Regions from separate parts of the Mus musculus genome. Here regions 1 and 3 are each linked to region 2. A link is a loop called in an ENCODE intact Hi-C map of the cell type or tissue named here. Cell type or tissue: left cerebral cortex. All regions are shown on one strand.

Region 1 (8,000 bases), 66 kb before region 2:
ACGGATGTTTTATTTTGTGTTCTGAGCTGGATCTTGCTCTCTAGTCTCCAACTTTCTGTGGTAGTCTCCTCTCCCAAGTGCTGGGATTATAGCCATTTGACCCCACACCTGTCGGTGTTTTCTTCTTAATTTTTTTCCTGGAGTTAGTTGGAAAGACTAGTAGCCTTTTAATAAAATGACCCTATCAGCTGGACGCAGTGACTCATACCTTTAACCCCAGCATTTAGAAGGCTGAGGGAGAAAGAGGCATTCCTTCTGAGGTCAAGCCTAGCATGGTCTACAGAATGAGACAGACCCTATTTTGGCTTCTACGGCAGGACCTCCTCATGGATGCCTCAACACTACCAAACAGTTTTGAAGGTCACCTTCCAGCATACCCTCCTATGTTGAGCTCTGTGGCCTATTCCCGGAGCTGTTTGCTGTTGGCAAACGCTTCCTGTGTGGTAGTCCCTAAACCAGAGGCTTCAGTCTCCATTTACAATAAAACGTGACAGGACTGGAGAGACAGCTCAGCCACTAAAGCCTAAGACTCACAACTAAAAGGATGACAGCGCACAAACTCTACCTGGACATTCACAAAAACATCCACTCAACATGCCAGAAGCTAGCACGTGATTCCTCCTCAAACTCACTGCACTTCCTCAAGTCTCTGTCTCAGGCTATCTTACCGTTTGCTTTCTCAGGGACCCAGGATGGAATGCAAGTCACCCTCGCTTTCCATAACCAACTTTTACTAAATTCTATTCAGTCTGTTCTCTAAGTATTTCTGCCTTCTGTATCCTGACACTCTATTCTTTTTAGACCCCACTTCTCACCTCAGTTATTGAGAATAATGAAGACTTTCTAAACCCATTCCATATTCAATTTCATCTACCCTTTCTGTACTCTGAAGGCTACACTCTTCAATTCATCCCACAAACTGTTTTATGACCTGGGGCCAGGCAGCTACAATCCTCAGCATAGTGTTCGGTTTCTAAAGACTCACCTGCGTAGCCTCACCTTCCGCTCCTGGCACAGCCAACACTACAGCTACAGAAACAACACACTGGTCTGAAATGCTTCCCACAAGTCTCTGTCTGACTCCTTTAGTGTTACGCACCTTTTCCAATTAATTCTGCTTGATCCTTAAGGACACTTACAACAGAGGGTTAAATGTGGCCAGCATAGGTTAGGCTTTCTCCTACTCCCACCCCTCTCCGTTCTGTCTCAATGACTCCCATTTGCTAGCAGGGCAAAGCCGAAGTCAGCTTTGATGGTATACAGACTATCCCCCCAGTTTCACGTCTCTCCACCACCTCATGCAGCTATATTTGCAGATCTACCCTTGCAGATCCTACTACACAGTCTACGTAGCTCGTTTTACACAGTTCTGCTTGCACCATTCCCTACATGACTGTCCATCATCTCTAAGGCTGCTCAGCTGATTGATTATACAGTGTTAAGTATCTTCCACTGAGCATTCCCAACCTTTATTTTCATCGCTACTTACATATATGTCCTTCCTCTATCTTCTGCCCTCTTCCATTGTTTCTCTTGAGTATTACATCTTGCATATAGTCACAGAACCCCCATATTTTCTACAGAATCTTAGAAACATATTGTAGTTTGCAAGCTGAGTGTTGTAAAACAGTGGCTGAGTGCTCTCCTAACATGTCCTTCAAACTCTCTTTACTTAGCAGAGAACCTAAACACAGTAACCCCTTTATTCTAAATCATCTGCATTTCCCCATGTTCTGTCTTACCTATATTAGCATAAAGTCTATCAGGAACTTTCTTTTTAAAAGAAAAGAATAGCTGGGCATACATCCAATCCTAGCACTTAGGAGCCAGAAGCAGGAAGCTCTATGTGTTCTCAGTTCAAGCATCCACATAGGAAGAAGGATCCAGGCCAGCCAGGACTCCACAGTGAGACCCTGACACCCCTGTCCACCCCCCACCACCACAAAAAAAGAAAATAACGGAACATACTTTGGGATACTGTTGTGGACCTAATCGTTTCTTCCCGAGCTGTGACTATGCAAGTGTAACTGTACAAAATAAAGTTAATATTCACTTTTAAAATTTTTTATTATTTTTAATTATGGGGGGAGGAGGGCCATTGCCTGTGGAGACCAGAGGTCTTGGGTTTCCTGGGAGCTGGACTTACAGGCAGTTGGGAACAGTTACTGGGGAACAAACTCTGTAACTCTCCAAGAGTCACACTGCAAACGTCTTAACCAGTGAGTCCTGTCTCCAGCGCCAGTACACACTTTTTAAAACACCACTTCGGTCTCTCCAAATTACGAGGAAAATGGTCCCTGTAAACTTATTATGAGAAACCACATTTTGAAAAAGACAGCAAATTCAGCTATTGTAACTTGTTTCTAGATTCTCTGTGATTGTTTGTTTGTTTGTTGTTTGAGACAGGATTTCTGTTTAGCCCTGGCTATACTGGAACCCGCTCTGTAACAAGGCTGACTTCAAACTCACAGAGCTCTGCCTCCAGAGAGCTGGGACTGAAGGTGTGTGCCACCACCAGCTGGCTTCTAGATACTTCGTTTTAAAATTTACTTAACAGCAACTGCTATTAAACTAACCTATCTCTCTTGGGTCTATGGGACACACTGAAAAACAAGAAGCACTCTACTGACTGCAGACCTCTGAAAATGCTAACACCACTAACAGGAGTTCTTCATTTTGAAGAAGACATCCAGGACCTTGAAATCATCGAGATAATTCCTACTACAGAAAGTGATGGGACCTTTCCTTAAAGTGCTGTCTGAACACTAAACCAAAAGTAGGCTTATAACTTATCACTGAGTACTTTGTTAATAACGGCCAAGTATAGGTAATGCTACCCCAAAGCACCAGTGTTAGCCCACCCCCGTTCCATCAACACCACCAAAGCTGGGCAGTGCAACAGCTCAATGCCCACACTATAGCACTTCTGTCACAAGCACAGACCTCTAATGAAAACAGCTGTGATCTCTAAAAACCTTAGGGTACGCACGCTGCTCTCTCTGGAAGAATCCTTGTAATAATCTCCAAACTTGAACCAGCCCTACCTACTTCAGGAGACTGGAAAGTGGAGTAATTCGTCAAACCTGTTTCACAACGACATATTTAAAAGATGGAAAAAGAAAGCTGGCCTCGACTGAGAACACTCTGGTACGAAAACGCTTGAAAACGCCGTTGAGAATGGAGCTCCTAACTCCAGATCAGACAGAACACTTCTGAACCCTGGAACAAGTACCACTGCAAACAGGGTCGTCCCCTTGCCCAACGCCTGCCACGGGCGACAACAGGAGCTGTTCCCCCGACTCTACCCGGCAAACACGGAGACAGGTGGGCGAGCCAGATGCGCGAGGCAGATGCGACCCATAAACCGGAAGGCTTGCGTCAGGCCAGTCCCCGGCCGCAGCTCCGGCCAGGTGTGGCCCGCAGGGATGCCCCGAGGCCTGGAAGGGTCCGAGGAAGCAGCTGGACTCCCAACTAGCCTCTGGGTCCCAGAGCAACACAGGACACACCCGGGTGCTCCCAAGGAGGCCTGTCGGGCAGGCGGCGTGACCCACCCCAAAGGAGCAAGCTCCGGGGTGAAGCTTTCACGGACAACGTAAGGCGGGGCGGCCACGCCCCCCACCCCCAACTCCCATTCCGAGCCCGGGATCCCAAGCCCGGCACGCTGCGTGACAGGCGCGGGCGCGAGGCCGGGCGCCCGACGGCTCCCACGGACACCGCCGCAGCGTTGCGACCCCCGCGAGCGTCCGCTCCCCGCCACTGACCAGTGCCTGCCGCCGAGCGACCGTCCGCTCCGCTGCAGCCGCCGCCGCCTCCTCGCACTCACGCTTCCGCCACAACCGCCGCCTCCTGCGCTGCACCCCGGGCCGGCCGCGGGAGCCCCATTCCCACCCCGCCCAGCCTTCGCCTGTTTACAATGATTGGGACAGAACAGGACGAGCCGGCCCAGCGCGCACGCGCACGCCCTCCTCCCGCCGCAGCCGGCTTCCCGGGTCCTCGGCTCCTTGGCCGTGACGGCTAGGGCCGGCTAGGGCAAACGCCCCGCGTCCTCGCGTGGGGCACGCCGGGAGTTGTAGTTCTAGTTAACCCAACGCCCCGCTGCTGTAGGGCCCTTGTCTCCGACATAAACCACAACGCCCAGAAAGCACCGCGCCTCCCGAGCTGGAACTCGTTAAGGGGGAACAGGGAACCCGCGAGAGGATGCGCCAAACGCTAAGGCTCTGCAGGCGCCTGCGCAGTGTTCTGGGGAGCGAGTGGAACACACACACCTACCGGAGCGAATCCAAGTGAAAACAGTGTGGGAGCCCTGCGGAGCTCTGCTGGAAAGAAAGCGCGTTCCTCCCCAAGCTCTGGCCTGGTGTCCGCAGCTACTGAGAGTGACACTTTTCCCCCCAGCGTCTGCGTACTTTAAGTGGTTCCAACCAGTTAAACCAGCCTGGGCTGCTGACCCACCCCGCCTCTGGGCGGAGCACCTTGCTGGCCTTCTTTGGGCGGAGATCTTCCTTTGGAGAATTCTTGCCTGGGGGTTTGGAGAAAGGAGGCTTCTGGGGCCAGGGCTGGGCAATCCGCAGGACCCCTGAAGTGTGTTGACTTGCGGGAAACTGCTGGCTCCCACCCACTTGCCTCCGCAGTTAGCAATCCATACCCGAGTTAAAGCCGCACAGCATCACGTTCAGCTTACAAATAGAAACAGCTGCGTATCCTCCAGAAGTCCCCCACGAAGGACGGAAAACGTGTTGGCTGGTGCATACTGTAATAAACAGCACTCCATGGAATTATTCTGGGTTTATGACATTGGCAGTCAGAAGAGAGATGAGATTTCTAGTGTCTGCTTCTTCACTGATCCATCGTGTGCTACACTCCCAAGCCATCTTTGCTCAAATATGACAAGTCCATCCCCTTGTGCAAAAGAGTCACTCCCAGTGGAACACTGAGGTCCTAGAGGGACCTTTCCACAACCCCTGTAGCAATAAAACAGCCTCCATGAGAAGATGGCCTGTGAGTACGCCAGTTAAATTACTCCTTCCCGCTGGCAGTTCTGATTTGGTCAAGGGATAAGCACTGCCTGAGCGGGGCTTTATGGAGCCTTCCCTGGAATTGACATATGGGATAATGAGGTGGGGAAAGAGGCTTTTTTTTTTTTTTTTAACTGAGTAATTTACGTGTAACATCACGTGACTCGTTCACCGTGGAAGTGAATAAGGCTGAAAGCAGAGAAGTGGGGGACACAGCAAGGGAGAGGGAAAAGCAAGAGTGAAGACTGACTTCCTTCTGAGCCATAGTTTCTGCAGAGCCTTTAAGTGCCGCGTTTACGTGAGCCAATCCAGGAGTAATCTATGCACACTTTTTTTTATTATTTATTTGTGCTAATGGAGGTGCAAATAAAGAGCATATTTATTGGCTGTTTCTCAGCAGTCTTCCCTCCCCCTTAAGGAACACCACATAACCATTTCCGCTGGTAACTGTTTTAGAACTAGGCATCATGTCCAACCAGAGCCAATAACCCACAGAGACAGACCGAGGCTTCCACTAAACCGAAGCTTCCTCTCTGTTCTGGTGCAGTGAAGTACTTGAGGTCTGCAAAAGGAGGAACCATTTTTGTCTCCTATCAGAGAAAAGCTAAACAGAAGAGAACTCAGGGAGAGGATGAAGCTAATAATGTCAAACAAATGCAATGTGTTCCGGGACAGAAGGTAGGCAGGTCTATTTGCTGCCCGTTATAAAAAGTTTGGTTTTGTTTGTTTGTTTGTTTGTTTGTTTGTTTTTCAGTTCTACAGATTGAACCTAGGGCCTTAGCAATGCTAGGCAAACACTGGGCTACAGCTCTAGCACAAGACTTCCGGATCCAAACATTCTTCAGCTGTGATGCAAACCTTTTGCCTGTGCAACATTCATCTGAACTGACTTGCATCGCCCCCACGGGACTGAGGATAAGGAGAGCCGATGTGAACATAAAACTTGTTGCTCTACACCTACGCTGCGACCCTTTAATTCAGTCCCTCATGGTGTGGCAACCCGAACCAGAACATTCTTTTCATTGCTACTTCATAGCTGTAATTTTGCTACTGTTACGATTTATAATGTAAATATATGTTTTTCTGTGGTGTTAAGTGACCCCTGTGAAAAGGTCGTTTGATTCCAGGGGGTGGTGACCCACAGTTTGAGAACCACTGTTCTACAAGGGAAAAGGTGCTAGCCCTGTCCCAGAAGTCTGATAACCTCCATTAACACCCATGATCTTTGGCAGGCTAATGTATGAGCACTTTAAGTGTGATCAAAGCTTAGCTCCTTCCCAGTTATTGGCACTTTTTAATCTAATAATTGACTTAATCACATGAAATATGTAAGACGCCTCCTTTCCATATGCCAACCCTTCATCCCAGCACACACACATCATGTACATGCAAACAAACTTTTTTATCTCCCCCAATACACCTACTTTAGTAATTTGGATTACAACGCTATTCAATATTTACAGGGATAAGGCTACAAATGCATTTACAAGCACAGTTCAGTTGTGTGTGTGTGTGTGTGTGTGTGTGCATATGCCTGTGTGTGTGTGTGTGTGTGTGTGTGTGTGTGTGTGTGTGTGTGTGTTAGTTAAGAACAAGAAGGTACTATTGGATGGATCACAGGGCCCCCAATGGAGGAGCTAGAGAAAGTACCCAAGGAGCTAAAGGGATCTGCAACCCTATAGGGGGAACAACATTATGAACTAACCAGTACCCCGGAGCTCTTGACTCTAGCTGCATATGTATCAAAAGATGGCCTAGTCGGCCATCACTGGAAAGAGAGGCCCATTGGACTTGCAAACTTTATATGCCCCAGTACAGGGGAACGCCAGAGCCAAAAAGGGGGAGTGGGTGGGTAGGGGAGTGGGGGGGTGGGTATGGGGGACTTTTGGGATAGTATTGGAAATGTAAATGAGGAAAACACCTAATTAAAAAAAAAATGAGAAGGTACTCCAAAGTTTGATAGACCACTATGGGGATACCTGCACAAATTAAAACTGATAATGCTCCCTCATATGTATATAATGAGAAGCAACAATTCTTTGAATATTACAATATAAAACATGTTAACTGGTATACCACATAATCCCACAGGATAAGCAGTTACAGAAAGAGCCAACTGTACCTTAAAAGAGATGCTTATTAAACAAAAAGGGAGAGCAAAAATCCCCAAGGGCCAACTAAACAATGTGTTGCTAACTCTCAATTTTCTTAATGTTGGTGAAAAAGGAACAGCAGCAGCTGAGTGAGACTCACTGGGTTATCGGAAAAAAAAAACAAAACAAAACAAAAACAACAACAACAAAACCCTGAGGAACTAGGTCGGCCAATATACCATAAGGATGTGTTGACATAAGAATGGAAACCTGCAATCGTGCTAAGATGGGGATGTGACTATGCGTATGTATCTACAGAGAATGAAAAACTATGGATACCAACAAAACTTATAAAGATTAGGTCTGACCAGGGAAAACCTCTGATCAGCTGAGACCTAAATGTCTTCACAAAAAATATCCCAGGTGATTCACCCTCACAAGCTGTCTCAGTTACTGATTTCTCTCCAAAGTGCATGTAAATCAAGTTCAAAAGGGCTAGCTAGACTTAATGATAGATCTCACAAAGACTGGAAAGACACAGAGACTGGCCAATAAATGCTACAGCTAGCTTTTTCCAAGTAACCATTTTCTTCCTTGGGACCTCTAGAGGAATTCTTCACCCCAGTTCAGCAGAAGCAATTTTACAAAGATCATCACCCTAGCCCCTTAAATCAGGGTGGATAGGTTTGGTCATTTGATGTATTATATTTGTTATCATCCAGGATGGAAGGTTGTTATTGGTTATCATCAGGGATTGATAAGAATTTAGAAGTGTTTTGTTTGAATTATTGTATATCAATAGAAATTTAAGGTTTTTTTTTTTGTTTAACTAGTGGTTATTGATAGAAATTTAATATTGTTTTGTCTGAAGTATTGTATATTGATAGAAATTTAA
Region 2 (8,000 bases):
AACTAGAATTCAAATTACTAATGAAAAGGAGGAAAATATCAGGAATAGGCACAAAAAATAAAAATCCTTGATCTATAAAATTACTTATGATTGTAGTCTCAAGCGAGAATTAGAGCCAAAGTTGGTGGACTCACTCTACATGGAAAGCTAACAGAGGCTGTGTGTCTCTCTTTGTAAACGTGTAATCTGAAAGGCTCAAAACCCTAAACCTTCCTGGGCATGAACATGACATCACAAGTGGAAAATTCCACATCTGACAGCCGATGAGGCGTTGTAGTCAAAACAGCTAAAAATACTGCAGAAGGTCACTCCCAGGCAAAGCAAAGCGCACGGCAAGCAAATAGGTTTACTCTTTAGACTGCGTCTCACAACTAAGGTAATTTCATACGTGTGTGTGTGTGTGTGTGTGTGTGTGTGTGTGTGTGTGTAAAATGTATATTTGCCTTATACATACATACATACATACATATTGGCATATATATTTATGCAATTCTAAAAATTTCAAAATGTGAAACACTTTGGCCATAAACATTTCACACATATTCAGCCTGTACGCATAGCTGATAAATTTCGTGGGGCCATGGTCAGCACCTAGAATGGAGGACACAAAAGACATGGCCCCCTCAAAGAGAAGAAAGACTGCTGGAGGGATGGGGAGAGAGAAGCTACATAATTTATCTGTCACTGTCACAACATCATGGAGAATAGTAACCAGGATGCTGAGTGAAAGAGTCATGGGCTTAGCAGCCAGAAACAGGTCAGAACAGGTCAAACCCACAACCATTTCCCAGCTACAGGAACGTCACCAAATGACCGTCACTTTTCATCTCAGCAAAACGACAGGTAATTACATGGGTTTGCCTCGCTTCCATTGGAAAGGATCATTTTTCACATACTTGGGAGAAGAGTCTATAGTCCTGGCCAACAATCTGCCTGCAACATGAGTGAGCCTGAACCGGAACCACCCAGCCACACTGCCTCCCAGACTTGAGTCCCTGAGAAGCTTCACGAGATAATGTATTTTGGCTGTAGTTGCTAGGTTTTGATATAATCTGTTACACAGCAACCGGAAAATAATACGTTATATGTAATAATCTATCTATTAACTGACAGGCTAAAAGTCTTCTAAATATAGTTATTAAGACTCTGTCATCTAAGCTAGATTGTAGACAGTAGTACACTCATCACCCATAACAGCTTATACAGCAGACTAGCATACTGCAGATTGAACTTCTTGAACCAATTTTGGTCGGATGGAAGATAGCCATAAAGATAAAAAACAAAGTTCGGTACCGCCGACCCTGGCCCACTGCTCAGACGGTGTGTGTACCTGCTTTGATATATCCCTATAGTATCTACCTGCACACAGTATGTTTCAGTATTAACGAAGGTACCTTGAATCCTTACCTGAATGAGGCATTTGCTCACATCGCTGGCACAGAGTGCTTTGTTACAGCTCTGGGACACGGGGAGACACAGCAGGAACGTCAGGGAGGCTAGAGCTAGCACAATATAGTGTGACTTCATGGTTCTTCAAAGAAGTCACTCAGTAGCTTCCAAGAAGCTAGAAAAACAAAGCAACGAGAAACTTTAATTCAAAGGCAAGTGGTAGGTTACAAACTAAGACGAAACCAAACAAAAAAACATGGAATATAAGTCAAGAGTCACTTGCTTGTGTCCAACCCCCTGAGGGATCATTTGAGGAACATTCTCAAAGATCACTTAAACATTCAAACATTCAGGCTTGGGTGGCCATCTTTAAAGAATGAACCGCAAACTACTCAGACATGGAGATGATTAAAATCCTAGTTAACACTGCTGAGGTCCCAGCCATCCGAAAGGATCCAACTGTAGCGCTACAACTCAAGTTTCAACATCATATTCAATTTAAAATAATTTATGTAAGAACTAATAATACTGCCAGGTGTGGTGGTGCAGGCCTTTTTAAATTCCGGTACTCAGGAGGCAGGGACTCAGGAGGCAGGGATTCAGGAGGCAGGGACTCAGGAGGCATGTTCAAGGCCAGCCCCACCCACACCGGGGCTGGAGAGATGGTTTTAGTGGTTAGGAGTATGTTACTGCAGTTTCAGAAGACTTGAGTTTGGTTCCCAGCACCTATCTGGGACAGCTCGAAATCACCTGTAACTTTAGCTTCGGGGGGAGGGGCGCTGAACCCTATGACTTCCTGGGGCACCTGAACACGGAACACACGCTCACACACACATAATTAAAAACAATAAAAATACATCTTTAAAGCTATTACTTCTGCGTTACGTTAAAGCACCCTGTAGGTGCTCACACGTGCAGCTGGAGATGAAATCCAGGGCCTCGCGTGTGTGAGGCAAGGTTTCTACCATGAACTACACCTTCAGCTCCAATGTTCAAAATCTGAGCATCAAAGCAAAACTGTGAAGGAAAATTATTCTGGTGATTATCTCACTTTGTTGGTAAAGGACTTGGGGGAGAGGCGCAGGAACCACAACCATTCTTAACTGCATTAAGAATTGTAGGTAAATGGGAAGATATTCTGTTAGTACGGTAGATTCTTCTGTTCTTAAGAAGTATCACAGTACAGAAAGAAAACAGAGGGGCACCAGCACAAATTCTCACAGGGGTTATAAGTGGGGGCTGGCAAGATAGCTAGGTGGCTAACAACACTTGCCTGACATGCCTGAAAGCCTAAGTTCTACTTGGGAGGCAGAGGTTGGCGGATTTCTGAGTTCGAGGCCAGCCTGGTCTACAGAGTGAGTTCCAGGACATCCAGGGCTACACAGAGAAACCCTGCCTCGAAAAACCAGGAAAAAAAAAAAAAAAAAAAAGGAAGAGAATTGCCTCCCTCCAAAGTTGTCCTTTGGCATACACACCATGGCGCAGGTGCACAGGTATGCTTGTGTGCGCATAAACACGCTCGCGCACCCACTAAAATTTTAAAGATATAATTTCTTAAGGCTAAAACACAAATTCCCAACAAAATCAATTAAATAATAGCTGGGCCTGATGAGACACGCCTGTGATCCCAGCATTTGGCAAGCAAGGCAGGAGGATAATGAACTGCAGGCCAGCTTTACTTCCAAGTTAGATAAATTAACGATAAAAATAAGGGGCTAGAGAGATGGCTCAATGTCTTAAGAGCACTTGCTACTCTTGTAGAGGACCCGAGTTCGGTTCCCAGCACCCACACTGGCAGGGCACAAGGGTCAGCAAGCCCAGCTCTGGGGCATCCAATGCCCTCTTCTGGCCCCTATAGCAGTGCCAAGACGAAAAGTGTGCATACGCATACAGACGCATGCATTTTATTTTAAAGGAGTCAAAATAAATCCCCTCAAAACAATAAAATACAATTTTGATGTAGGGCCGGTTAGAAAGTGGACCCTGCTGGTTACAAAACTAGGAGATGGCGCTACACCACAGGCTCTGCATGGGGTATGACTCCGTTCTGAAACAGAAAGTCCAGAGCTCCTGCCCGCCGGCGGGGAACCGTTAGTAATCCCATTTTCTCGCCCGCTCCCTGCGGACCCAGCCGGCTCCCTGGGCATCCTGCCCACAGCCGGTGCGGCCCCGTCGCCGCTGCCGGCCGCGGGGACCCACAGACACCCCCGGCTGCCCCGAGCGTCTTCCCGCCGTCCTCCGGGAATCCAGGTGACCGCGGGGGAGGAGCGCGACACCCCACACCAGCGCCCGGACCCGAGGTTCCGAAGGCGGTGGCACCGCGGCCCTTTGTCCCCGCCGTTCGGGCCTCTCGGCGCCCGCATCCCCGCCGAGCGCCGCGGCCTGGCTTCCTAGATGCCGCCCGCCCGCGCGCCCGAGCTCGCTCACCGTGGCCCCGGCCTCCTCCCGGCCGCCGAGCCTCCAAGCAGCTCCCGCGAACCCCGGCGCCGCGGACACACAGGCCCGCGCTGTCCCCGGCCGCTCCCAGGCCCGCGCCGGGCTGCAGGCCACGCCCCCTGGAGCCCGGGCTGGGCACGCCCTCGGCCACGCCCCCAGGTGTGTGCGCTCCGGCCTCTCGCGGAGCCGGGCCCCGCCCATCAGCCGTCTGGTCTGCTGCCACCTGTTGGGCGGCTTACCTCTGCTGCCAGCCGCTGTGCCCTGCGGTTCGGTTCAGCAGCTCTGCCACAAAGCTGATTTGTCCTCCTTACTGGATATAAGAATGAGGCACAGGGCAGATGAATAGAACAGGACTGATACTTGACGTGCGAGGCAAGGTTCATTTTAAATACGTGTTTAAGCACCTAGGGATCACTGGATACGGATCTGTCCCACACTTCAGTCACTAATTCATAAAAATGTTAAGCCTGGCACTGCCAAAAAGGAGAGAAGGCAGCAGTGAATCCTGCTCAGGAATGTCACTAGGTATGGGAGGGAGACCAACTGGAAGAAGCCTCAGTTGGAACGGAGGTCAGGTCAGTATTGGCTTGACCAGTCATTGAGTCTTGAACTTTAGGAAGATGGGGCTTATCCCACCAGTAGCCCACAAATAAAGTACATTTAGGTCTTTACCATAACCATTGCTTTTCCAGCAATATTCCACAGCCATTGAGTTGGAGCCCACATGGCCAGTTCACTTTGGGAGCAATGGCCTAGTGTCAAACCCTTTCTTAACCTAGGAAGTGTCTTAAACTCTCCTTGGTTTACTGGGAGGCAGCAGCCTAGAAAAAATTGGCTGAGATGGATAGTAATAAATTACTAGCTAATGTGGGTCATAGTGCTGGTATTAATACATTTTGTAAAGTAAGCATAGGTTTTCTTTAAAAATCGGGGGCTGAGTAGATGGATCAGTTAGTAAAAGACCAGGGTTCAGATTCATATGCCCATATGTTCATATGTCAGGCACAGGGGTTGATATATGAAACCCAGCCCTAGAAGGAGGTAGACATAGGAGGATTTCTGGGTTCACTAAAGCTCCAGGTGCCATGAGAAACCCTGTTTAGGAAAATCAAAAGTAAGAAAGCCACCCAAGGTGGTGGTTCAGCTCATAAGGACATCTGTCACCAAACCTGATGACCTTATATTTAGCTGCCACCAAGCCTTATAGTCAAGCCTCAAGATCCACAAGGTGGAAGTAGAGAGCCAATTCTTGCAAGTCATCTTCTGATCTCCACATGTGTGCCACAGAAGGAGTGCAAACACACACACACACACATGCAAGTACACACATACACACACACGCACATATATACACGTGTGTGCACACACATGTGCACAAGTGCACATACACACGCTTGGGTGCGCGTGCATATACATACATACATGTGTACACACTATTTTAAATATAGGATGACATAAGAGTATGTTATACACCAGCCATGCACATATGCACACACTAATAGGTGCATATACATCCCACACATTAAATGAAGCTCCCCTGAAAACTACCCTAAGAAAACAAGGGTCTACACCTATTAAATTTTACGGATCTTATTCTCAGCATTATTTATGAGTTACAGAGATTACGATCCACTACATCAGTGGGCTAGTCCAACCATTTAAAATGCTATTGTAGATCACTGACTCCCAAACCTCTTGTTCACAGGATTCTATACTGTTGAAAACATGGAGTGTTTCAAAGAGGTTATGTGTATCGTTTCAATATTTGAAATTAAATTTTTTTAGTTAAAATTGCTCATTATTTCATTAAACCCAGTACATAGTTACATAGATAACATTTATTTTAATAAGTGCATTTAAAAAAATAAAACTGTGATGGATTAAACACTATCCCCGTAGGCTTGTGTGTTTGAACATATCCCCAGTCAGTGGCACTGTTTGTAAAGACTGAGGGGTGGGAGATACTCCACTGGGGGCTGACTTTGAAGTTTGATAAACTGGACCCCGTTCTCTGTCTGCTTCCCATGTAGGGAACTATGTGATTTGTCAGCTTACCCACCCTGAAGGGACGCCAAGGGACTTGGGTTTCAGGAGCCCTGGATCAAACACTCCTCGTCATCCTGGAGCTCCATCCATGCTGGTGGCTCTGTAAGGAGCCCCTATTTGTGCCCAATACCCACCGCAGTGGGCTGGACCATGTGGCTTGTAAGGATGCTCAGCCACTGTTGATGCGAACTCTGTTTTGTTTCTCTCTCGTTTCCTCCCTGTCCTGTGAGGTCTCCTGAGTCTTTCTACTCCATGTTGGATCCTCAGAACAACAGGCTGGACGGACGGACGGACATACTGCGACAAAGGACTAATGCTGCGCCTAAACAAGGGAGATTTCTGTGACGCCAACAACGCCCTGCGTGATGGACCCTGAAATGATGGCCCAAGGTCACACGAATGAGAACACATCCAGATCAAAGAGAGCATCAGGACCCACCAGGGAAACTTGGGCTCTGCCTCTTTTCCCTGTACAACCCGGAGACTCTTGAGAACACTCTGAAACAGTGTTTAGATCATCAGGCCTCTGCATTTGCCAGTGTGATCATGCCCTTTATGATAATGATGATGATGATAATAATAAGTAATAGTAATAACAATGCTCTTTTCTTGACTTTACCACCAGCTTCTTTTTCGTTAGTTTTCTGGGATGGAGGTGGGGATGGGGCCCTGAGCCTAGTCCACAAGGACTCTTGGGAACTGGGGCTTTTGACCCAATTCTGATTGGTTCTAACCTCATTGCTAGCCATAGGAGGCCAGGTGAGGGGTCCCAGCATGAACAAAAACCCAGTGAAAATGGGAACACCTCTTTGCCAGCTTCTGGTTAAGACATTACAAACTCATTTTTTTTTCTTTCTTGAGTGGATCAAATCAGCTGAGTTTACAGATTTTGAGTCAGAGGAGCTTCAGTTTCTCAGCCTCTCCAACCAGCTTGAGTCAGGAAGTGGGGGTGGGGTGGGGTGGGGGTGGCAAGCACCTTAGCAGCACACCGCACTCTTCAATTCTCCTCTCTGCTCTGTTATCTCCATCGCTGCTGCAGCAGAAAGAGGACAAAGGCAGAAAGCCAGTGTCTTTCAAGGGACTGTGGACTCTGCTTTAAGTAGGAACAATGTAGGCAGGATTGCTATAAACTGCCCTTTAGGCACCGACCACAAGACAGTGTCTTTCAGCAAAATGACTCTCAAGGACCACTGAAATATTTACATGTGCCCTTCACAAACATGACATGGATCGCTGCTGCCCGTCACGGTAGGTTCAAACTTGTTTAGATATTTACGAATCTGCTTTCACTTTAGATTCCACCCTTCTGAGCATAGAAACAATACATGTGTGCCTGAGCAATGGTGACCATGGATGATAATAGGCTGTTCTATTTTATCCTACAGATGTTGTTCCTGCTGGTATCTCCTGCCTGTAATCATTAGCAGTTGGGAGACCACACAGGAACACTGAAAGCTCCAGGCCCAGTCTAGCCTTTCAAATGAAAGAAAGCCTGTCTGTCTCCCAACACTATTTCTGTTTGTGTCTATTGCTACTAGTCCCCTGAGCCCTGCAGAGTCCCACATTTATACACATTACATAAAACACAATCCTCAATACCATTATATATATATATATATATATATATATATATATATATTTTAAAAATCTACGTGTTCCTTCAAAAATATTTAAATTTTTATTTACGTTAGTGTTCTGCCTACATGTATGTCTGTGTGAGGGTGTGAGATCCCTTGAAACTGGAATTACAGACAGTTGTGAACTGCCTATGTGGGTGCTAGGAATTGCTCCCAGGTCCTCTTGAAGAGCAGCCAATGCTCTTAATTGCTGCTGCTAAGCCATCTTTCCGGCCCTAGGTGTTCTTTTTTATACTGGTGACATTTTCGAGAAACTTCTCCGGTGGTATGATAGTTAATTTTGTCCACGTGAATTCAGAGACATCTGAGAAGTTTGTAAAATACACCTCTAAGTGAGTCTATGAGAGAGTTTCCAGAGATGGACCTCCAGGGCTCTGAGCTAGCCAGTCGCTTAATCTACTGATGGATTTAAAACCTGAACATATGTTGAGGTATGGTATGGAGAACTGAGAAAGGTAGGACCTGTCCAGAGGAAGTGAGTTCTTGAGGGTG
Region 3 (8,000 bases), 86 kb before region 2:
TGTTAGGCTCATATTCTTCTAAGTTTGGAGACTCCTCTCGGTCATAGGCTGCTTTTAGCTCATCTACCTTTGATTTGATTCCTTAAAACATTAAATTTAGGAGAGAGAGGATACCAGAATCAGACACACTTTCTCCACCACTACACACACACCTGCCGCACAGACACAGAACAGCCGGGGAGAAGCCCTGGGAGCCAGGCTGGGGGCACATGCCTGTGATCTCAGCACTAGAGGCTGAGGCAGGAGGACGGCTGCCAGCTCAAGTCTGATAATCTGGGCTACACAGTGAGACCCTTCTCAAAACTAAGCACAAACCGTCCTGGTAGAATCCATGTCTGCGGATGGGTCACAGAACTCTGTATGAACGAACACAGCACATAAAACCACAGCTGGAAACGGAACATCCCCGAAACCACGGGATATTATGAAAATGTTTAATCCAGGAAAAAATTTAAATATAATGGCAGTTAGATAATAACTCAGGAGCAAATGAAGCTATAATCTGAGCATATGCACTGTGCACAGAAAGCCAGGTTCCTGAGTCCTCAACAAGACAGACAGTATAAAATGAAACTCGGTCAGTCTGTCACACTTAGCCTTTCCCAGCTGTTTCTTTGTAACTAAGTCCATGTTGCAGAACAAAGCTCCTGGAAAATTGTTCTCTATTGTACAACACCCACCTAATTTCTATTTGAAAGTTTGAGTTCTTTTTTGGCCTGCGCAGTGGTGGTCTTTAATCCCAGCACTTGGGAGGCAGAGACAGGCGGATTTCTGAGTTCAAGGCCAGCCTGGTTTAAAAAGTGAGTTCCAGGACAGCCACGGCTACACAGAGAAACCCTGTCTCGAAAAACAAAACAAAACAACAACAACAAAATGGAAATTTCGGGCTGGCGAGATGGCTCAGGGGGTCAGAGCACTGACTGCTCTTTTGAAGGTCCTGAGTTCAAATCCCAGCAACCACCACATGGTGGCTCACAACCTTTTGTAATGAGATCTGACGCCCTCTTCTGGTGTGTCTTTAGTCAGCTACAGTGTACTTATGTATAATAATAAATAAATATTTGAAAAAAACCCTGGAAACTTCATAAGGAATTCTAGTCAGAATAGAGTAGTATAAAAGTACATTTAATGTTGAAAGTATTATGACGCAAATACAGAACATTATTTAAATTGTCTTTCAACTAGTGTTTGCTTTTTCATTTATCTACATTTATCAGACATCTGTGCACCAAGGGCATGCCTGGTGCCCAGAGACCACAAGAGGGCGTCAAAGCCCCTGGAACTAGATTACAGACAGTTGTGAGCTGGAAATTGAAGCCGGGTACTCTGGAAGAGCAGCCAGTCTCTTAACTGCTGAAACATCTCTCCAGCCCCTTTCAAGTTCATTTTTAAATTAGAACTGATATAAACGAGAACCAAACATCTCCAGGGAAAAAAGGCATTATCATATTAACAAATAGCAAAGCCAGGGTTGGGGGCCAAGGATGTATGTGAGTGACAGGGCCCTTGCTTCCCAAGAACATGGGCCCTGGGTCAAATCTCAGTCAGACAAGTGGGGTAGAGGAGAGACACAGCTACACAGATAGTGTGCCATGGTGTGAGGCTGCCAGTGTGGAAACAACTACTGAATGCTCTCACAAAAAAAGAGGCATTCTATTAGGAATGGTGAGGTTTTCCAAAAGATACAAATATCAAAAATAGGTCAGAAACAAAAGAATTTTTGAACAAAGCTACAGAAAATTTTCAAAGAAACATTCATTCCCCCCCAGTCTTCATGCTTATCAAGATAGTGTGGGGAAAATAGCTTCTATCACTGTTTAAATCTTCAAAAATCAATCAATAAAAATAATCGTAAAAATCAACCTTGCATGCTTGTGTATAATTCTTATGAAATAGAAACAATGAAGCATTTTATCTACTGGGTCATAAAAATGTTACCCCAAGTATCAAATCTATGTGCTAGAAAGGATACTAGCCAATTAAATGGAAAACTTGCTTAATCTTTCTCTTTGGTCTAAACATACAGGACACACCTGTTGCCATAAAGAGTTAAGTGATCAAAGCGCTCCATGAAAACCACTCTCCATGGGAGTGTAACACAGGTGCAGATACTGCCTACCTTGGAGCCTGAATCCCAAGTTATCACAGAACTCATGCTGCTTTTGAAGAAATCTTTGTACTTCTAAATAACGTATATATTGCTTGGTTCTAGATTCCCAATATGTAACACATAACAGCCGAGCATAAACTACAATTTCCTGTAGAAACTGTGTGTAGATGAACCGATTGTCAGTTTCACTGACATTTGCAATAGCTGTATGAGGCTGACAGGAACATTCACGTTTGGCCCAACCATCTAGAAAACAACTCTCTGTGTGTTCAGTCACACTGAGGAAACAGACCACAGGCTGTGTCATTAGCCATCTCTTGGCTGAAAGCTTCCTTCACAGAGCTCTCAGCCTTCCCAACACCTAGGCTTAGAAAGACGCTGAGACAAGACTCGGCACCTCAGCCTGTTACACGCTACAACCCACATGCTTCATTCTGCCCAGCTGCTGCAAGCTGCGACTGGCTTGGGAGTAAAACCTCGCGGAAGGAAACTGCACGAGAACCAGCCACGATGGTGGAGGTCATGTAGGGACCACGCAAGCGACTACGGTTTAGGCTCCTTACAAGATAGCACACTTTAGGAAGCCAAGTGCAGCTAATCTGCTAAAGCCACCGCCAAGCAGCCTTCACGTCCCCATACCTGACACCCGGTAGACGCCTTCACACTTCATGCCGTGCTTCTCCATGTAGTCCACACACTCCCGGAAGACAGCTGGCAGCCGGACGCCGTCGTACATCATGGTCCTCTCTACTGCGTCAACCAAGGGAACCCCAAAAATGGGCTTGACACTCGGTGCGTCCATCTGAGGCACCTCTGGCTCCTGAATTGGCTTTTTCTTTTTCTTCTTTTCCTTCCACTGTTTAACAACATCAGCTGCTGTCAAGTCTTTCGATTTCTTTTCTTTATGCTTTTCCTCTTTGTGCTTTTCTTCTTTATGCTTTTCTTCTTTGGGTTTTTCTTTGATTTTAAAATCTTTTTCCTTCTTTTTAGAGAAACTGGGCTTTTTGAACACATGGATTCCCTTGGACCTCTTCACCTTGGAAGGACTTTCAGCTTCATCTCCAGAGCTGTCTTCCTGGAAGGCAGCGTAGCCTTCAGCTGCCAAAGAAATGCAGTATAAATTGTGGTTAGTCACAAGCTTCCTAACAAGAGAAACAAAAAGGTGGCCCCTGGCAGGAGCTATCCAATCTCTGGCCTCTTGAGCCTCTAAAACAAAATCATCAAAAGACAATAGAGTAGTGACACTCAGTGACCACAAGAGGGCAACAGATAGCAGCTATCATTGCAATATCAATGTTGAGAGGAAAGTAGTAAGTAGTTAGTATGTGTATGCAAGCCGAGTTCTGAGAAACACTAAAGTATGAACACACATGAAACAGTAAACACAGAGGACTAATGCGATCAATCCTGAAAAACGGACATGGGGCCAGTGCCTTGGGCAACCTGGAAGCACTTTACAAACTGCACAACTGTTCGTGTGCTCCAGGCACTCCCATATGACCCCCACCCATCACTTGCCTTTCTGGAGCACCGACCACAGCCTCCTTTAAACTGAAGGCTGAATGTAAATGATTATCTGATGCATTAGGAGCAATGTCTGCATTCTGACAAAGACTCCAACTGCCTTAACACCAAGTCAGAATTACTAGTTTGTAGCATAATGTTACTATGTAGCATATGTCCTTATGTAAAGATGACCCATGTATTATTCAAATGCTGATTTCTCTGCCCCCAAATCTGGTTACAATCTGGACATGCCATTGTAATGCTGCTTCTAAGAATTTCCAGTCTCAATGTTATGTCAACATTGCTCCCAATTTACTATCTGATTTGTCAATAAAAGCTGATCAGCCAATGGCTGAGCAGAGGAGAGAAGAGGGCTGGATTTCCCAGCCAGAGAAGGGGGAGGGGAGGGAAGGAGAGGAAGGGAGAAGGGAGAGAAAGAGGGAGAGGGAGAAGGGAGAAAAAGAGGGAGAGGGAGAGGGAGAAGGGAGAAGGGAGAGGGAGAGGGAAAAGGGAGAAAAAGAGGGAGAGGGAGAAGGGAGAAGGGAGAGAGAAGGGAGAAGGGAGAAGGGAGAAGGGAGAAGGGAGAGACTTCACCCTCTCCAGGTGAAGGGTGAACACACCTAGAGCAGAGAAAGGCAGACCAGAACTAAAATGCAGTACCCTGGGGATATTGGCTGGGAGGTAGCCAGATTGCCTTAGAGGATTAAAGAAGATTAATAACTGCTCAGCCAGTGTACTGTAAAGCTTGATTAAATAAATCATATAGTCTGTCTCATTTATTTGGGAGCTAGGCAGGATAAAGACTGTAATTATTCTTTATGTAAAGATAATTTACATAATGTGATGTAAAGGATAATGTAAAGAATAAAAATGATCACTTTTAAAACTGCACTAACACCAATTTGCTTTTGTTTGTTTTTTAGGGATGAGTCTCACCACGACACCCAGGCTGGCTTACACTGGCCACAGGTGATGCTTCTGTATTGGCCTCCAGAATAGTTTGTCTATCGGCATGCATGCACACAGCTCTTTGCTCCCCTCCCTCTCCCCTCTCTTTTGACTGGCTACTTTCTACCTCCCTCCCTACCTACCTGAGACAAGGTCTCTCTATAGAGCTCTGACTGTCCTGGAACTCAGATTGGCCTTGAACTCAAAGAGATCCTCCCACCTCTCTGCCTTCCAAGTGATTAGCTGTGTGGACTACAATGTCCAGCAACTTCCTTCCTACTGTTATCTTGTGTGTGTGTGTGTGTGTGTGTGTGTGTGTGTGTGTGTGTGTGTCCGTATCAGTGTACACTACACCAGACGCATCAGGTCCCTGCAGCTCGAGTCCCAGTGGTCAGGAGGTCATGTGTGCTCTGGAAGAGCAGCACTCTGAACCTGAGCCCCCCACCCCTCCAGCTTACCTTGCTGTTTCCAATAACCCCAAAGGCTATTGCTTTCTGTAGAGCTACCTTACAAGTTACTTTATAACAAAGATTAAAAATAGTTTCTAAATTATCTTTTAACCATAAACACCATAAGCCTTGAACTAACCAGAACTGCAAAAATCTTAAGGGCAAGATGGGGGCAGTGGCACAGGCCTAGTCCCGGCACTCTGGAGGCAGAGGCAGGCTGATCTCTAAGTTGAGGCCAGCCTGGTCTACAGGACAGCCAAGACTACACAGAGAAACCCTGCCTTAAAAACCAAACTAAATCAACCCAACCAATCAACCAAACAAACGCTTTCATTTTCTTAAGCTCCAACTCAGGCAGTGCCAACCTGTGAAGAAAGACGTGAGCTCTGGGGACAGGAATGGAGACCCCCTTTAAGGCAGTAGAAGGCATGTCCAACAGGCTTCATCACCAGGTCCTGTGCTGGTCACAGTCCAAGCTACCTTCAAGTAACACAGTAGTCACAGAATCTGTAACTTCCCAGGCAATTAACATACTATGATTTTTTTTAAAGTAATACTAAATTGCCTTATTTGCTTTTAACATACTAAACAGCTATAATTAGGCAATCAATCCTCCCTAAGAAGAGACTCCGGGAATGAAAAGCTAACAGATAACTTCTTTCACAGTTCCAACAGTTCCCAAATGACCACAAAACCTAGCAGGGTTTAACCAGCTGAGCAAAATTCCAGCTTCTACTCTTTATACACCATTTGAAGCTACCACTCTTACAATGCACACTGGGAGACTCACCCTTTCTGGAAACTTGGTGTCTTTATCTGTGACACAAAGACAAATTAAGGAACCATGACCTAAAGGACAGCACATGCCTAGATACATTTCAGAAGAGGACGGGAGCCTGCAGTCAGAGCAGGAGGTACCTACGGCCTATCACGCTAGCTGCGCCCGAGAGACCCCTCAAGAGACCAAGGCGCAGGCCTGAGAGTCAGCACTTACTCCTTTTCTCCTTTTTCTTAAATTTCCCTTTTTTCTTTCCATGGTCTTTGTCGTCATCTGACACTGTATCAGGAGGCTCATGGAGGACGTCATGGGGAGGCGAGGGCTCGCCTGTCCGGTACAATCCAGGGAACTTTGTAGGACTGATCTCCTCAGAGCTGGGGGTCCGGGTCAGCCCGCTGCCATGCTCGGCCCTGCGGTGTTCACTAGGGCTGCTGCTCGGGGGCAGGAAGCACTCAGTCATGCTGATGCCCTGCCGAGGAAGGGAAGTGGTCTTCTCTGTTACCTATCCATTACACCTGCATGGAAGAAAACATGGGCAGTCAGCACATACTCAACAAGACGCAAAACCACCGTGAACACTCAGCAGTGAACCCCGCATCTACAGACAACACCCCCACCACACTGTGACCTTACACTCCAGGGATTATATACTTCAGTTCTCAGGAGCCTGAAGCACTAGGACCCTCTCGCACTGGGCAGGCACATCAGAAGAAAATCAGAAGTCTCAAGGAAGACGCAGGCACCTGTAATTCCACCATCCGAAACTGAGCTGCAAGTCTGAGGCCAACCTGAGCAACATAGCAAGTTTCAGGCTATCCAGGGCTACAGAGTGATGGCCGGCCCCAATCAAAATAATAATGAGTTCCTTTTAAAAAGAATTCAATCACTGGGTGTGGCAGTGATGCCTTTAATCCCAGAAGGAGGCTGAGGAGGTAGGTCTGTGTGCGTTTGAGGCTAGCATGGTGTGTGGGTGTGTGTGGGTGTATGTATAGATAGATTGGGGGGGGTGGGGGAGGTGTACAGGACAGCCAGGGCTATGTAGAGAGACCCTGTCTTTAAAAATATAAATAAACTTTAGCCGGGCGGTGGTGGTGCACGCCTTTAATCCCAGCACTTGGGAGGCAGAGACAGGTGGATTTCTGAGTTCGAGGCTACCCTGGTCTACAGAGTGAGTTCCAGGACAGCCAGGGCTATACAGAGAAACCCTGTCTCAAAAAACAAAAAACAAAACAAATATATATAATTTAAAAAACCTCATCAATGAAAAGGGCTTCATTTAGAGTTATTCAACATAAAAATTTTAGTATTTTTAAACTGTCTTCCATCAAAGCAACCATTAATAACAAATTACAAAGATCGTAAGTATACAAGAAAATTTTATATATGTCATATCATTATATTTACAATGGCTAAAATGATGTTTAATGGCTCACATAACAGCAGCTCACAGACTACAATTTTATGTCCTGTGTAATCAGATGGCTCCCATGTTGGGAATCACTGATCTATTCTGTACGGCAGTTATCCTGAAACAAAGGGGCTCTTATTCAATCAATCCTAAACAGCAAGTGGCTTTGCTACAATAGACAAGCATAGAGAGTTTAAGTTACTATGTTCAAAAGCTACTCAGAGATGTGCACGCGCAACCCCAACCCTGACACCAGAGGCAAGGAGACGCCAAGGTTAAGGCCACTGTCCTTAAATACAAAAATATATAAATAAATAAATTCTTCATAGCCTTAGCTGGCCCAGAACTTGGTATGTAGACCAGGCTGGCCTTGCAATCACAGAGGTCCTCCTGCCTCTGCCTCCTGAGTGCTGGGATTAAAGGCATGCACCACCATGCCTGGTGCTTTCTTTCGTTTTGTTTTTTAAAGATAGAGTTTCATGTAGCCCAGGCTGGCCTCCAACTCTTTATGTGGTCAAGAATAACCCTGAATTTCTAATCCTCCTGCCTGTATCTCCCTAGTACTAGGATTATTGCCCTGTGTCACCATATCCAGAAATATTTTATGGGTATTTTATGGTATAGAAATCAGACCTTAATAAAGCTTAAAAAAAATAGTCAAGCATGAGCAACCATTCCCCAGGGCTTTCCCTAGTAAGCCATTCCATTACCACCCACAGACTCCAGCATCCTGAACACACCTACTTGAATTATATATTCATGTATCTATCTGCCTTGCTTGCTTAACACAGCCCCAAACAC

Evidence for each region. Hi-C counts contacts between places; a loop is a spot of excess contacts. Peaks named below come from ENCODE experiments on the same cell type or tissue, not always from the same donor. Only the 100,000 strongest peaks of a DNase experiment are listed, where the experiment ranks them.
Region 1: it touches region 2 in a loop (6-fold over the local background); 22 of 42 quality-filtered maps call a loop at or near these places.
Region 3: it touches region 2 in a loop (3-fold over the local background); 17 of 42 quality-filtered maps call a loop at or near these places.

Annotation. Positions count from the first base shown.
Region 1 is chr17:65,880,917-65,888,916 of GRCm38, forward strand. Ralbp1 (ralA binding protein 1) reads right to left here and starts at 4,007. Exons shown (of 10, transcript NM_001198949.1): 1 at 3,762-4,007. In left cerebral cortex, a CTCF peak has its summit at 4,411; DNase peaks (open chromatin) are centred at 3,409, 3,569, 4,098, 5,118 and 1 more place; H3K4me3 peaks cover 3,061 bases; H3K27ac peaks cover 3,105 bases.
Region 2 is chr17:65,947,251-65,955,250 of GRCm38, forward strand. It overlaps Twsg1 (twisted gastrulation BMP signaling modulator 1), which reads right to left and starts at 3,937. Exons shown (of 5, transcript NM_023053.3): 1 at 3,817-3,937; 2 at 1,408-1,564. The coding sequence starts at 1,527. In left cerebral cortex, CTCF peaks have their summits at 3,389, 4,055 (motif pointing left) and 5,041 (motif pointing right); DNase peaks (open chromatin) are centred at 3,514, 3,984 and 5,059; H3K4me3 peaks cover 1,313 bases; H3K27ac peaks cover 798 bases.
Region 3 is chr17:65,861,525-65,869,524 of GRCm38, forward strand. Ralbp1 (ralA binding protein 1) reads right to left here. Exons shown (of 10, transcript NM_001198949.1): 2 at 6,008-6,306; 3 at 2,750-3,208; 4 at 1-81. The coding sequence starts at 6,251. Among named protein-coding and RNA genes, the nearest start is that of Ralbp1, 19 kb to the right of the region's middle. In left cerebral cortex, CTCF peaks have their summits at 1,252 (motif pointing right) and 3,363 (motif pointing right); DNase peaks (open chromatin) are centred at 1,275, 2,497 and 3,369.